2 separate regions of the Homo sapiens genome follow, and region 1 is linked to region 2. The links are chromatin loops, found by intact Hi-C in ENCODE. Cell type or tissue: gastrocnemius medialis. All regions are shown on one strand. Each heading gives the region's core, and the rest is flanking DNA. Links, peaks and the distances in the headings are about the cores only. Region 1 overlaps MAP2K6 (mitogen-activated protein kinase kinase 6). Region 2 overlaps MAP2K6 (mitogen-activated protein kinase kinase 6).

Evidence for each region. Hi-C counts contacts between places; a loop is a spot of excess contacts. Peaks named below come from ENCODE experiments on the same cell type or tissue, not always from the same donor. Only the 100,000 strongest peaks of a DNase experiment are listed, where the experiment ranks them.
Region 1: it touches region 2 in a loop (2.5-fold over the local background); 19 of 110 quality-filtered maps call a loop at or near these places.

Annotation. Positions count from the first base shown.
Region 1 is chr17:69,422,801-69,431,140 of GRCh38, reverse strand. The region is part of intron 1 of MAP2K6 (mitogen-activated protein kinase kinase 6); the gene reads right to left. Among named protein-coding and RNA genes, the nearest start is that of MAP2K6, 12 kb to the right of the region's middle. RefSeq lists enhancers at 452-631, 722-1,538 and a silencer at 4,839-5,133. In gastrocnemius medialis, for the core only: no CTCF peak of the experiment used is centred there; DNase peaks (open chromatin) are centred at 2,680 and 3,450; H3K4me3 peaks cover 720 bases; H3K27ac peaks cover 7,478 bases.
Region 2 is chr17:69,487,724-69,496,063 of GRCh38, reverse strand. All of the region lies in intron 1 of MAP2K6 (mitogen-activated protein kinase kinase 6), which reads right to left. Among named protein-coding and RNA genes, the nearest start is that of MAP2K6-AS1, 6.4 kb to the right of the region's middle. In gastrocnemius medialis, for the core only: no CTCF peak of the experiment used is centred there; a DNase peak (open chromatin) is centred at 3,403; H3K27ac peaks cover 2,926 bases.

The sequences.
Region 1 (8,340 bases), core at 77-8,076, 65 kb after region 2:
AAGAAGATAAATATTGCCTACTGCCCAGGTTTTGAGAAGGATTAGACCTAATTAGCAAAGTGCTTATCACAAAGACTCGCACACAGTAAGCACTCAATAATCACTTTTATAGACTAGATTCTCATAAATAAAAATGCTGGATCAAAGGGTACGAAAATTGTCCAGGTTCTTGATACGGGCCAAATGCTTTCCCAAAGACTGAGTGAGTCGCTCTACATCCCCCTGATACATTGTTAGAATAGAGTAGCAGTATAACCCTTCCTCTAGCACTTGCGTTTCTTCTATCCAGCTTTGCCTTGAATGTAGAAGTCCAGAGCTCAGGGTTGCTTGTTCACATTAGACTGCGTGCTCCCTCTAACCTGACAGAGAAAACCAGTAGCTGGTTTCTGTCTTAAACGAAGTGGCTTGACAGTCCAGCTGATTCACTGCTTCCTGTTTTCCTCTGACTCCATTGGTCCCACTTAGAGAGCTGTGTACAGGTACTCAGCATGGAAGATAAGTCCGGGCTTGTTTGAAACAAGCCCCAAACTAGTTTCTGTTGCTCTTTTTCTGTGTGTCCTTCTACACCCTACCTACTCAGGCTTCTTATGAGTGCATCTTCACATAATAGCTAGATGAACAAAGATTGCTGCTGAAGCTGAAAGAATCAGAGATGTATAATCATTTCTTTCAGGCAGAACTAATATGGAATAAAAGCTCACATGATTGCCTGGATTCTGCAGCATAGTTTCTTGAATCTCTTCAATCTCTGATTCCTGGTTTCCAATTGGCTTCTCTATTTTATTCTTTCTTTTTTTTTCTCTTTTTGACAGAGTCTTGCTCTTTCACCCAGGCTGGAGTGCAGTGGCACGATCTTGGCTCACTGCAACCTCCACCTCCCAGGTTCAAGCGATTCTCATGCCTCAGCCTCCCGAGTAGCTGAGATTACAGGCATGTGCCACCACGCCTGGCTAATTTACTTTTTTAATATGTTTGTAGTAGAGACGGGGTTCCACCATGGTGGACAGGCTGGTCTCGAACTCCTGACCTCAAGTGACTCACCCACCTCAGCCTCCCAAAGTGCTGGGATTACAGGCATGAGCCACTGTGCCCGGCCTATTTTATTATTTCTTTCTTCCCCTTCCACATTGACTCATCTAATTCTTGACTTTCTGCTGAGCCTCTGCTGCTCACCTGTTCTTTTGTTATTCGGATCACCTGTCCCACGACTATCCCTCTACCTAGCTCCAAGGGATGCCCAGGCCCCACACCCCAGCTTCACCTTCCTGTGACTTTCTCTGGGTTGCCCACCTGGCCCCCACACTTGAAGCCTGCTGCCATCAACACCCCAGCAGGATAATCTGATGGATGATGGACATCAGCTCTCAGCTGGAAAAGTTCCTTTCCACTGACCTGACCCCCAACCACCTCACACAACATGCCTAACAATTTCTTTCCTTAGTGCCCTTTCTTACTGAAACAGCTTCTGATATTTTACTCATAATTTTATACTAAAGGTACCCAGATCACATAAAGAAAATAAAGCTGCATATTAGCTCTAGGAAATATACACATAGTTGAAAAGACCTTTGTTAATAATCAATATTGCAAGAGCTTGGTAACACATGAATACTTTTTTTTTTAAGACTTACAGGCCTTATCTAAAAATCAGCTTTGCCATGGCTTGGTTCTTACTCTCTCTCTCTCACTCTCCTTTTAGAGGCAAGGTCTTACCCTGTTGCCCAGGCTGGAGTGCAGTGGAATGATCACTGCAAACTTGAACTCCTGGGCCCAAGTGATCCTCCCACCTTAGCCTCCCAAGCATCTAGGGCTATAGGCATGCACCACCATGCCCGGCTAATTTTTTTTTTTTTTTTTCACTTTTTGTAGAGACAGAGTCTCACTATGTTGCCCAGGCTGGTCTCAAAACTCCTAGCCTCAAGTGATCCTTCTGTCTCAGCCTCCAGCCTGACTGGGGTTTACAGGCATGAGCCACCAGCCCAGCCCACTCTCTCCCTCTGAAACTTTGTCCCAGTAGGACTAGGACCATTTGTTACAATGGGAAGGATGATCCTTTCTCCCAACCACCAAGTCCTGTCCCTGTATCTGTACATCAAAGCTGCCTGTGACAACCACAGGGAGTGTTGTGTAGGTCTCATTACCACTAAACACAAATTCAGTTTTGGGAATCAATACAACAACGTGTGTGTGTGTGTGTGTGTGTGTGTGTTCTCTAATTTAACACACCCCAGTTTAGAACCATCCAGTCTGTCATTAACAATTAAAAAAAAAAAAAACAAAAACAAAAACAGAAGAAAGGGCAGGTAGTCTGTCCGTTCAAGGACCAGATGGGAAGTCTCTTGTTTTACTTCCTTATTCTCCTGAGAACCACACTGCAAGTTCTGCTATACCAACTTAAGGTCCTTCCTCTACCAACAGACTCCTGATCTTCCCAGGCTGAGTTATGCACCCACCTTCTTTGGTATCCTACTCGTATCTTATACCAGAACTTACGTGCATTTCACACAGAGTATCATTAGTTTGCTGACCATGTTTGCCTGCCATGTTATGGGTTGAACTATGTCCTCCTAAAATTAATATACTGAAGTCCTAACCCTCAGCTAACCCTCAGCATCTCTGAATGGGATCTTACTTGATGACAGATGATGTCATACTGGAGTAGGGCGGGCCCTAACTTTAATATGACTGGCTTCCTTATAAAAAGGGGAAATTTGGATACAGACACAGACAGGCAGAATGCCATGTGAACATGAAGGCAAAGTCTGGGCTATGAGTATACAGGGGAAGAAATGCAGAGATTGCCAGCAAACACCAGAAGCCAGGGAAGAAGCACAAAACAGATTTTTCCTTATGGCCTTCAGAAGGAGCCAGCCCTGCCGCCAACTTGATCTTGGACCTCTGGCCTCCAGAACTGCGAGACAATTAATTTCCGTGGTTTAAGCCACCCAATTTGTGGTACTTTGTTACAGTAGCTCTAGCAAACATAGACATCCCACTAGAATATGAGCTTCTTGAGGGTAGTAAGAGGATTCTGTTCATTTTTGTATCAGTCTAGCACAGAGTGAGGTACAGATAATTTATTTGGTTGTTCTATAATGCTTGTTAAATGCAATCCAGAGACAGCTAGTCCTCTACCTGCCATGTCTTGCTCAACACTGACTAGCTATCCTGTCCTTAGATAGGGTTACATCAAAAAGAAAGAATGAAACTCGGGATGGAAAACAATTATTCCAGACTGAATATATCAAAATTTCTCAATCCCATTCTTAAACCAATTTCAGAATTAAATCTGCATTGTTTTCCTCTACTTTCCTTACAAAAATAGAGGCTCATTCAGGAACAAAGTCCCAAGCAAGAAGACTTTGCAGGCCACTTGAATGAGATGATATGGCTGACAGGTCTTCTACCTGGCTGGGTCATATGTTATCTTTAACCACACAGCAAAGTGAGGCCAAAACTGCCCTGTGGCTTACATGAATCTGAGGAGGGGTGACTCAATTCACCTCCTTCACACTGTACTGACTCTGTTTAAATGGAGTTATTGAGGGAAAGAAGGTGATTAAATGCTAGGTTCACAGAGAAACAGCCCACTGTGAGCCCCAGAGCTATACGTCACTCTGTTTTTGAAACCAAAATAATAAAAGAAAAAATGTATTTAATCTATTAATTGTATTAAATATTTTATCTTTTATCCTGTATTTTTATCTTCCTTTTTATTTTTATATGTTTATCTTTTTATCTCTTAGAACTGTATTTTTCTGAAATTAAAAATAGAAAATAAATTATGAACTCCCTTGCTAATATCCAGTATCATGCTTGAGAAAGTCAATTTGGTAATACGAAGAACTTTCCAGAACACTATTTTACTTGAGGTAAATAAAATGAGAATTCAAAAGTACATTGAACAGGTTTCCTTCTCTTACACTGATTTCAGATGATTCGAGAAAAACAAAAAGAAATGGAAAAGGCAGGTTGGCATGTTAGCAGGTTATAAAAAATGAAAATTACAGCCGTGGCCAAGCTCTGGAAAATATTCCCTGACCCAGCTAGACGTTGATTATTGAACCAACAGCTTGCTTATATAATTACAGTGTGTCTATAAACCTGGTTGATATGATATACTTGTTTAACTATTAACCTCTAGATTTCCTGGAGTTTCCACAATCCAAAAAACACCTAAAAGTATGAGATATGATATATTCCATTTATTCACCTATTGCAATCACAAGCAATAGCTACAGTATTAATCTTGGTAAGAAAAAGGAAGTTCTTAGAAAACACAAGTAAGGTCTCTTAAGCTTCAGATACTTTGCTGGGGCATTTTCTTTTCTTTTTTTTTTTTTAAATCCTTCTAAAGAATTGCTCTATTTTATTGTTCTATTGTGCCACTGGATACTAGAAGTCAAGAGTCCTTCCCGTACCTATGTTGGATCTAATTTCCTCATTGATTCTAAAAATCACATTGATACCTCCACACCTGTCAACACTTTCCTGATCTCTCTCTTATTCATAGGACTTTCCCACTCAATAGTACCTCTTTTAAGCTAATCTAGGATTCCAGTTTAGATTCTACACATTTTTATGCTTTTCTTACCTCCTCCTAGACAATAACCTCCTTAAGGGCTGGAAGGAAAGGAAGAGTGAAGCAAATGTATGTTTATAGAGAGAGTACTATAGCAAAGTACCTCAAATATAAAGTGCACTCATAAATATTTGTTGAATAAATGAATGCCAAGCACTGGCCAAAGCATGTTACATATATGACCTTGCTTAATCTTCATAAAGACCTCGTGAATGAGTGTCAGTCTTTTTATTTAGAAGGTGAAGAAACCGAAGCTAGAGGTTAAGTAGATTTTCCAAGGCCACATGGCTAATCACTGGAAGAGTAAAGTCAAATGCATTTCTGCCTATTTCTACCCAGCATGATGTCTTAAACATAACAATAGATCAAAAATGTATTATTTGAGCCGGGAACAGTGGCACTGGCTGTAATCCCAGCTACACAGGAGGATGTTTGAGCCCAAGAGTTGAGGCCAGACTGGGCCACATAGAAGACCCTGAATGAAAAAAGCAAACAAACAAACAAAAACCTTTGTTGAATTGATCTAAACAAACTCCTTATCCAAGTCCTCTTTTTAGGTATATGCAGAGTTTGTGATTTTTTTTTTTCAAATGGCAAAGGTGTTTCGGGTACAGGAAGGGGTAAATAAACTGTGAAGACTGCCTCGCAAGGTTTACAAATATCACAAAAAGGTTATCTCTACATTTACTTCAAACTAATTTCCATACTCTGAACTATTCTGTTCCCACTGATTCTTCAGATTCTAGCCCTACGCTTACAGCTATCTCCTCTCATCCCATTTGAAATTGGAGGAGGGAGAATAAAGGAAGGGAATAAATAACTTGTCACTCAACAACCAGACCATCTATTTCCGCAGCTTCGACATGGGATCATGAAAAACAACTGAGGCATAGGTATAGCTGTTCTGCTTTGGCTGGAGAGAAAGCCGAGAAAGAATTCATTGGTTTAGGCCGGGTGCGGTGGCTCATGCTTGTAAGCCCAGAACTTTGGGAGGCCGAGGCGGGCGAATCATGAGGTCAGGAGTTCAACACCAGCCTGGCCAACACAGTGAAGCCCCATCTCTACTAAAAATACAAAAAGTAGCTGGGTGTGGTGGTGGGCGCCTGTAATCCCAGCTACTTGGGAGGCTGAGGCAGGAGAATCACTTGAACCCGGGAGGCGGAGGTTGCAGTGAGCTGAGATAGCACCACTGTACTCCAGCCTGGGTGACAGAGCTATACGCCATCTCAGAAAAAAACAAAAAAAAAAAGAATTCATTGCTTTAAAAGGAAATTCATTTCCATCCCCATCTACCTCCTCTGCCACAAAAACAGGCAATTCCAGTTTCCTCCACTCTGTCCAGTACAAGAGGAAAACACTGGAGATGTGGGTTCATTCATCATTTCAAGGAAATTGTTACATTTACATAGAAACAACCAGGAAGAAAAAAAGTCACTAAGCCAAAAAGGGGCTGCAAAATCCCCACACTTAGGTATGCTGCCACACTGGCCACGTTCTTGTTAGTTTTAATACAATTTAACTTAGATGTGTAAGGAAACACACAAGGTTTGAGTCGGCTTAGTTTCTGTGTGATACAACCTACAGAACAGCAAATGGAAGCAATATTTGTTACCTACATTTTAACATAACATTCCTGTATATCCAGACCAGTAACTATCAGTGGGCCAATTGTAATCAGCCTCCTTCAACCAATGGGCAGTTTCTATTTGGAACTCAACCTTAAGAGTCAAAATGAGTCAGACTCTGTACTCTGTGATCAAAAGACATATAAAGGGACATGTCAAAAAGAACCTATAAATAGCTAGACACAGGTCAGCCCTTCTTAATTACCATACTTGGCCCTGGTATGCCCAAATCTATCCAAATTCCTACAGAATACACTCGTTTTTCATTCTTCGACCATGTCTTTGGTGTAATGGATTTCATACCTTTATTTTGGAGTGACGTCTCAAGTGGAGTCGCCAGGAGCTCAGATTCTGAGGTCAGACAGACCTTGGCTAAAACCTCTGCTCTGCCACTATCGGTTTGGTAACTGAGGCAAGTTCTTAACCTCTCCGGCCTCAGTTTGCTGATCTACAAAATGGGATATCACCTCACTGATCCATAGTGAGAGTAAATGATAGAATTCACATTCATCACTAAGCACAGTATCTGGAGCACAGAAAGAATCACAGCAGTGATACCATCTGGGATGGTAGAAATTAGCACTTCTTTGTACGTGACTTAAATTTACATCATTCTGGATGTGGTGAACAAATCTGGGCTCATTCTACCAAAGCTCCTCTGTCTACATGTAGCTTTCACCTCCCTTCATTTTCAGACCCTCTATCAAAACCTTCTCTCCTAAATATACCCAATATCCACGATGTAAGCGACTCTGTGAGCACAAAGAATATTCGTCCTCAAAAGAAAATTGCCCACCCGGGGTTAGGGGGTTAATGTAAGAAAACAGCTCTAAACTTTGCAGGAGATGATAACTGGAAACCTCTCTGGTCCCATGCAGGGAGGCTTTCACGTTGACACAAAAGAAATGATGGAACCTCTGAGCTGGGTCATGATGATAACCAACAAGCCAGGCAATGGTGGTAGCAGGAGAGTTATTTTTGATTTCTTACGTCGGTGCAAAAGTAATTGTGGTTTTTGCCATGAAAAGTGATGATAAAAAACAATATTACTTTTGCACCAACCTAATACTTTCTAAAGAAATGTGGGATCAATAAGGGGAGGATGAAGAGTCTCAGGGAAGAATTAATAAGCAGCTTCTCATCGAAGGGAAGAAAAAAAGGAAAGAAATATAAAGCAAACAGGAAGAACACAACTAAGGGGAAAAGACCCCAGGACGGGCAAAAGGAGACGGGTAACTTAGTTCAGAGGAAATGAGCAATGACCTACAATTCTTATAACTAGGAGAGACACCACTCAGACGTTTCCTGTGGGCTGGGCCCAAGAGGTCTCTGGCTGAGCAGCAGAGCAGTAGTTATCCAGGTTAACAACTTCCAATTAAAGCCAGAGAGGAATGTTTCTGGGAGCTCTGTCATGAAGAGACCCCAGTATTCGATGGAATAAAGTCATAAAGGAAAGGGTCAACAAACATTTTCTGCAAGGGACCAGATAGCAAATATTTTTGGCTTTGTGGGACATAGGGGCTCTGGCGCAACTACTCAACTCGACAGCTGTCGAGCAAAGAGCAGCCATGGAAAACATATAAATGAATGACCATAGCTGTGTTCCAATAAAACTTTGTTTGTCGATGCTGAATTTGAATTTCGTATCATTTTCATGTGTCATGAAACATTGATTTTGATTTTTTTTCAATCATTTAAAAATGGGAAAACCATCTTCGCTCACGGGCTATACTTAAAAACAGCTGAGGCTTGGCCGGGCACGATGGCTCACGCCTGTAATCCCAGCACTTTGGGAGGCCGAGGAGGACGGATCACAAGGTCAAGAGATCGAGATCATCCTGGCCAACATGGTGAAACCCCGTCTCTACTAAAAATACAAAAAATTAGCTGGGCGTGGTGGTGCACACCTGTAATCCCAGCTACTCGGGAGGCTGAGGCAGGAGGATCGCTTGAACCCAGGAGGTGGCGATTGCAGTGAGCCAAGATCGCGCCATTGCACTCCCAGTTGGGCAACAAGAGCGCAACTCCATCTCAAACAAACAAACAAACAAACAAACAAAAACAACAGCTGAAGCTAGATTTGGCCCAGGAGCTGCAGTTTGCTGCACAGGCCCACCAGTCAGACATCCATCC
Region 2 (8,340 bases), core at 70-8,069:
TGTCATGTTAACAATTTGGTGTTGACTAAGATGTTCTTAAAAGAACCTAAAAGCAAATCACAGCCAATGCCCTGAGTTATGTTCTAGGCCCAGGGAAAAGGCAGGAGGCAGGCAGTAGGGAACTCCTACTGTCTCGGTTCATCTCCTTCCTCATTTATGGGCTGCTTCACTCATTAGCATTGATCGCAAGGAAATGTAGTCATAAGGGTGTTAAAAACATCACTTTAAAATAAAAAATGGCAATGGGTTGCAAAGAAATTTAGTGGCGTGCTCGAGCTTTTCAAAATACACACTGGGTTTTGGTTAGGTTTTAAAAAATAAGTATTTTTTTTTTAGAGATAATACTGAAATGTTTACGAGTGAAATGATATTATTCTAGAATTTGCTTCAAAAAAAAAGGCAGAGTGGGGGATAGAGATACAGATAAAATAGGATTGGCCATGAGCTGGTCATTGTCAAAGCTGAGTGCTAGATACCTGGCAGTTATAATACAGTCCACTTTTGAATATGTTTGAAATTTACCAAAATAGCCAGGCGCAGTAGCTCAAGCCTGTAATTCCAGCACTTTGGGAGGCTGAGGCGAGTGGATCACCTGAGGTCTGGAGTTTGAGACCACCCTGGCCAACATGGTGAAACCCTGTCTCTATTAAAAATACAACAATTAGCTGGGCGTGTTGGTGGGCGCCTGTAGTCCCAGCTACTTGGGAGGCTGAGGCAGGGGAATCACTTGAACCTGGAAGGTGGAGGCAGTGAGCCGAAGTCTCGCCACTGCACTCCAGCTTGGGCGACAAGAGCGAGACTCCAGCTCAAAAAAAAAATAAATAAAAGAAAAAATAAAACGAAATTTACCAATATATAAAGATGTTCTTAAATAGTAACAGAATCACAGAAAATTCTGTTTTAATAGTTAAAAGAGTGGCATAGCGAATAAGAGGGGTGAATTTGTTGTTTTTTTTTTTTTTTTTATGTGGAAGTAATGGATTCTTTTTTTCCTCTGGTCCAAGACCACAATTTTGGGTTTTTGTTTTGTTTTGTTTTTTGGTTTTTGGTTTTTTTTCTAGACAGAGTTTCGCTCTTGTTGCCCAGGCTGGAGTGCAATGTCGCGATCTCGGCTCACGGCAACCTCCACCTCCCAGGTTCAAGCGATGCTCCTATCTCAGCCTCCCGAGTAGCTGGGATTACAGAAGTGCGCCACCATGCCCGGCTAATTTTGTATTTTTAGTAGAAACAGGGTTTCGCCATGTTGGCCAGGCTGGTCTCGAATTCCTGACCTCAGGTGATCCACCCGCCCCAGCCTCCCAAAGTGCTGGGATTACAGGCATGAGCCACCACGCCCGGCCCACAATTTTAATAGCACTCTGATCACCTCCCTTTTAACCAAAGGAAACTCCAAGATAGTAACTTTAATTCAACCAGCTGCTTGAAGACTAAGGGGGTAATAAAGAAACAAAGGAACGTTCTTCATCTGCAACTCCTCCCCTAGAATGCTATCAGTACAGGGTCTTATTTCCCTTTTAATCCAGGGGCTCTCCATTCATTTTGTTTTTTCCTTTCTTTTTTTTTTTAAAGACAGAGTCTCACTTTGTCACCCAGGCTGGAGTGCAGTGGCACGACCTTGGCTCACAGCAACCTCTGCCTCCTGGGTACAAGCGATTTTCATGCCCCAGCCTCCCAAGTAGCTGAGATTACAGGCATGTGCCACCATGCCCAGCTAATTTTTGTATTTTTAGTAGAGATGAGGTTTTACCGTGTTGGCCAGGCTGGTCACAAACTCTCGGCCTCAGGTGATCTGCCCGCCTTGGCCTCCCAACATGCTGGGATTACAGGCGTGAGCCACTGCACCTGACCTCCCTCCATTTCTTTTTGCCTCTCCCTTTCCTCTCCTCCTGCAACTTCATGCAATTATTTTGTTGAAGAAATGCAGGCCATGTGTCCTGTAGTTTTTTCCACTGGATTCTGCTGCTCTTATCCCTTGTTATTGACTCACACATCCCTCTGTTGGTTAGAAATTGATCAGATTCAACTTGATCAGATTGTTTGGCAAGACTACTTTGCAGGTGGCCTCACTTACTTTTAATTTATGCTAAATTGCTTAATTTTATGCAACCTAGCAAGCTAACTTAAACTCTTAATGAAAAAAGGAAAAATGAATAAATATAAATAATCCCTCAGCAAATTAACATTTTCATCTCTGTCAATTTGATGGGTACAAGGGTACAAGGGGTGTCTCATTGTTTTGAATCACATTTTAAAAATATTTAATGAAGCTGAGTATACATATATTTTTTTTTTTCTTTTTTCTTGAGATGGAGTTTCACTCTGTCCCCCAGGCTGGACTGCAATGGCACGATCTCAGCTCATTGCAACCTCTGTCTCCCGGGTTCAAGAAATTCTCCTTTCTCAGCCTCCCAAGTAGCTGGGACTATAGACGTACACCACCATGCCCAGCTTATTTTTGTATTTTTAGTAGAGACGGGGTTTCGCCATGCTGGCCAGGCTGATCTCAAACTCCTGACCTCAGGTGATCTGCCTGCCTCAGCCTCCCAAAGTGCTGGGATTACAGGCGTGAGACACCACGCCCAGCTGCAGCTGAGTATTTTTTATATATCCACTGTCATCTGTATTCATTTTTCTGTGAACTCCCTGTTCAAGTCATCTGCTCGTTTTTATAACAGGTTATTATTATTGTTTTCTTTGTAAAAGAAGGCATTGCCCCTTTTGTAGTTAGTGTTGCAACACACACACACACACACACAAACACATACACTGTTTTTTTTCCTTTTTGGTTATATAAAATTTTAAATTTTTACATTCTTTTATGTTCTCTGCATTTTCATAAGGTAAAAACATTCTTTCCGCTTCCCCAATGGCTAGATAGTTCTTCCAATATCACCTATTAATCTGTCTACTTGTTTCCAAATGAATTGTACACAACTTTTTAATATTTAAGCCTCTTATTCTTTTGTATAAGTTCATTGGCTGACATGTCCAAAACATATATGAAATATTCATGTAGACATCTTCATTTGATCCTCACTTTAAGAGAATTCTTTCTTGCTTTTCACAATTAAAAAAAAATGATGCTGGCTTTGGATTCAGCTGAATAGACCAACTGAATGATTTTTCTCATGTTGAGGAGGTATATCACTCTTTTCATTTTACTGAGTGGGCTAGGCTGAGGATGGTTCCCAAGTTCATGCCCATATCCTAATCCATGCAACCTATGAATGTTATCATGATAATTTTTTGCAGATGTGATTAAATTAAGGCTTTTGAGATGAGAAGATGAGCCTAAATTATCCAGGTGGGACTTAAATGCAATCAGAAGTGTCCTTACACAGAGGGGCAGAGGGAGAGTAGACACACCCAGAGAGGAGAAGGAGAGGCGAAGGCTGAGTCAGAGACTTTGGTGATGCAGCTGCAATGTAAGGAATGCCAAAGGCCAGCAGCCACCACAGGCATGGATCCTCTCCCAGAGCCTCTGGAGGGAGCCTGACATGCCAATACCTTCACTGTAGACTTCTGGCCTCCAGATGTCAGAGAAAAAATTTCTGGTGTTTTAACGGGACAGAATACAGAGCCCAGAAATAAGGCTGCACACCTACAACCATCTGATCTTCGACAAAGTGGACAAAAACAAACACTGGGGAAAGGACTCCCTATCCAATAAAAGGTGCCGGAATAACTAGCTAGCTATATGCAGAAGGTTGAAACTGGATCCCTTCCTTATACCATATACGAAAACCAACTCCAGAGGGATTAAAGATTTAAATGTAAAACCCAAAACTATAAAAACCCTGGAAGACAACCTAGGCACTACCACTCAGCCATAGGAATGGGCAAAGATTTCATAATGAAGATGCCAAAAGCAACTGCAATAAAAGCAAAAATTGACAAACAGGATCTAATTAAACTAAAGAGCATCTGCACAGCTAAAGAAATTATGAATAAACAGACAACCTACAGAACGGGAAAAAATTTTTGCAAACTATGCATCTGACAGAGGTCTCATATCCAGCATCTATAAGGAACTTAAACACATTTACAAGAAAAAAGCAAACAGCCCCATTAAAAAGTGGGCAAAGGACACAAACAGACACTTTTCAAAAGAAGATATACATGTGGCTAACAAGCATGTGAAAAAAAGCTCATCACTGATCATTAAAACCACAGTGAAATAACATCTCAGACCAGTCCGAATCAAATCAAAACCACGGTGAAATAACATCTCAGACCAGTCTGAATCAAATCAAAACCACGGTGAAATAACATCTCAGACCAGTCTGAAAGTCTATTATTCAAAAGTGAATAATAATAATAATAATAATAATAACAGATGCCAGCGAGGTTGCAGAGAAAAAGGAATGCTTATACATTGTTGGTGGGAGTGTAACTCAGTTCAACTATTGTGGAAAGCAGTGTGGCTATTCCTCAAAGAGCTAAAAACAGAACTACCATTTGACCCAGCAATGCCATTACTGGGTCTATATCCAGAGGAATAGAAATCATTCTACCATAAAGACACATACACATATATGTTCACTGCAGCACTATTCACAATAGCAGAGACGTGGAATCAATCCAAATGCCCATCAATGATAGACTGGATAAGAAAATGTGGGCCGGGCACAGTGGCTCACACCTGTAATCCCAGCACTTTGGGAAGCCAAGGCGGGCAGAATAGTTGAGGTCAGGAGTTCAAGACCAGCCTGGCCAACATGGTGAAACCACGTCTCTACTAAAAATACAAAAATTAGCCGGGCGTGGTGGCACGTGCCTGTAATCCCAGCTACTCAGGAGGCTGAGGCAGGAGAATTGCTTGAACCCTGGAGACAGAGGTTGCAGTGAGCCAAGATGGTGCCATTGCACTCCAGCCTGGGCGATAGAGTGAGACTCCGTCAAAAAAAAGAAGGAAGGAGGGAAGGAAGAAAGGAAGGAAGGAAGGAAGGAAGGAAAAAAGACAATGTGGTACATATACACCACGAAGTACTATGCAGCCATAAAAAAAGAACGAGATCACATCCTTTGCAGGAATATGGGTGGAGCTGGAGGATATTATCTTTAGCAAACTAATACAGAAAGAGAAAACCAGATTATCTCATGTTCTCACTTATATAAATGAGAACTAAATGATGAGAACACACGGACACATGAGGGAACAACACACACTGGGGCCTATCAGAGGGTGGAAGGAGGGGGAGGGAGAGGATCAGGAAAAATAACTAATGGGTACTAGGCTTAATACTTGGGTAATGAAATAATCTGTACAACAAATCCCCATGACACAAGTCTACCTATATAACAAACCTGCACATGTACCCCTGAACGTAAAACAAAACTTAAAAAAAAAAAATTCAGGGGTTTTAAACCACCAAGTTTGTGGTAATTTGTTACAGCAGCTACAGAAAATTATTAAATAATATGCTGTTATCAGAAATGGACAATGAATTTTGTCAAATTTTCTTCCAACATTTATTGAAATAATGCAGCATCCTTCCTGCCACACCCACACTGCCACACTCTCTAACAAATGTATTTCTTGCTTTTCCCATGCTCTTCTCTTCCTTTCCCTACCCCACTTTCACTCTCTTGCCTTCTTAACTCCTGTAGCATTTGGCCTTCAGAAGCATCTTGTGATCCTGCATTGCTAGTGGCGACAGAAACAAAGAACTGGCTAATCCCTGGACTCAAGAAACATCTACAGAGTCTCCATTTGACAATATAAGAAGGCAAAACAACCAAAGTTGAGAAATTAACTGCAAACTATAAAGAATGGATATTAGCAGAGGAGTCCCCTCCTGCTCTTCAGTGGAGCAAGGAAGGAGGAGAGGCTGACCCCCTTCCAGGTCTTTCTAACTCAACGCCATCTTGGAGGAAAAAGCATAAGGAAGAAATGCAGCTCTTTCCCCAGGCCTGAAATTCCTCATGAATTCTGAAACTCTTCATGTTCCCTACCAACAAGAAACAAGAGGGTAAAGAAACCGCGGCCAAAATAATAGAAAATATATGGCAAGATTCTTTACCCTGTAACTCAAATCCTGCAACCTGGAAAACCTCAGTTTAATCCTTTGCCCCATGGCTGTTTCTGCAATGTCTAGTTACCTTTCTTTCCAGAGAAGCTGGACGTTTGTGAGAGTCATGTTTTGCAAACCATAGCCTAGCAAAAGAACACAGTAGCCTTTGCCTTTTGTTCGGCTACATACTTTCCTGGCTTAGCGCATTTCCCACTGGTGACACTTCTGGCTAAGGGTTCGTGATGCCCAATTAAAAAGCAAAGACAAAGAAATTGCTTCAAGAAAATCAAAAAATTTAAATCTGAGATTTTCTAAAAAGAGAACGCTAATCTACAAAAACTAACAACTTATTTTCAAAGTACTGTAGTTTGGTTCATGCAAGTGTACTCATTTCAATATTAACTAGTTCAGATCCTCACGTAACCCTTAAAGTGAAAATTCCACAGTCCTATAGAAAGATTTAAACTCTAACTTTTTAACTCCTGAAGAAATAATCATTACCGTAATTAACAACTATTGCTTCAGGCAATGCCATAACTCAGGGTGTCAAAAGAAGTGGAGTTCTGTAGTCTTAGGTAATAAGTCTGGAAATTGTTCCAGGCAGTCACCTTGAAATATCTAAATCAGTTAATTGCGAAGACTGAGCACAAGAAAAAGTATATAAATTCTCTATTGTACCAGAACAATGTTCCACCTATGTGATCACAGAAATGTGGGTGAAACGTATTAGAGTAAATATGTTCCATGTAGTCTCATATACACTGTAACCTATGCAATGTTCCCAAACTTATTTTATTTTTCCTTTTTTCCTTTTTTTTTTTTTTTTTTTGAGACAGAGTTTCACTCTTGTTGCCCAGGCCGGAGTGCAATGGCGCAATCTCAGCTCACTGCAACCTCCATCTCCCAGGTTCAAGTGATTCTCCTGCCTCAGCCTCCTGAGTAGCTGGGATTACAGGCATGCACCACCATACCTGGCTAATTTTGTATTTTTACTAGAGACGGGGTTTCACCATATTGGTCAGGCTGGTCTCGAACTCCTGACCTCAGGTGATCCACCCACCTCAGCCTCCCAAAGTGCTGGGATTACAGGCATGAGCCACCACACTCAGCCTTATTTTATTTCTATAACTGCAGTTTTTATTTTAGATTCAGGAGGTACATGTGCAGGTTTGTTACATGGGTATATTTTATGATGCTGAGGTTTGGACTGATCTCATCACCCAGGTAGTGAATACAGTATCCAACAGTTAGTTATGCAACCCTTTCTCCCCTCCCTCCTTCAAGCTTCTACTAGTCTCCAGGGTCTATTGTTGCCATCTTTATGTCCACGAGTACCGAAGTGGACATAAGTGTTTAGCTCCCACTTCTAAGTGAGAGCATGCAGTACTCGCTTTTCTGTTCCTGCACTGACTTGCTTGCCTCCATGTTCCTGCAAAGAACATGCTTTTGTTCTTTTTTATAGCTGAATAGTATTTCACGGTGTATATGTACCACATTTTCTTTATCCAGTCTATTACTGATGGGCATTTAGGTTGAGTCCATGTCTTTACTACTGTGAATAGTGCTGCAAGGAACATATGTGGGCATGTGTCTTTTTGGTAGAACAATTTTTTTCTTTTGGATATATACCCAGCAATGGGATTGCTAGGTCAAATGGTAGCTCTGTTTTAAGTTCTTGGGGACATTCTCAAACTGCTCTCCAGAGTGGCTGAACTAATTTACGTTCCCACTAATAATGTATAAGCATTTCTTCTTCTCTACAGCCTCACCAGCATCTCATTTTTTGACTTTTTAATAATAACCATTCTCACTGTCTCATTGTGGTATTGATTTGCATTTCTCTGATGATTAGTGATGTGGAGCATTTTTTTGTATGTCTTCTTTTGAGAAGTGTCTGTTCATGTCTTTTGCCCACTTTTTAATGAGGTTATTTGTTTTTTGCTTGTTGAATTAAGTTTCTTATAGATTTTAGATATTAAACCTTTGTTGGATGCATTGTTTGAGAATATTTCCTCCCATTCTGTAGGTTGTCTGTTTACTCTAGTGTTAGTTTCTTTTGCTATACAGAAGCTCTTTAATTCCCAAACTGATTTTAATGGCTAATCAAAAATATGAGGAGGTAATTTGTAATATTTCCTGCATACAGTAATTTCATAAGATTTTCTTTAAGTTGTAGGTTTTTATTGGATTGATTTTAAGTAAATATTATTGATGGAAATTCTCACAAGTCTTCATTATTGGGAAGCAGAATTAAAGACTGAAGGAAGTACCCACTCATATCTATACAAAGTCAGATGATTTTAAAGTCTCCAACAAAGTTATATGT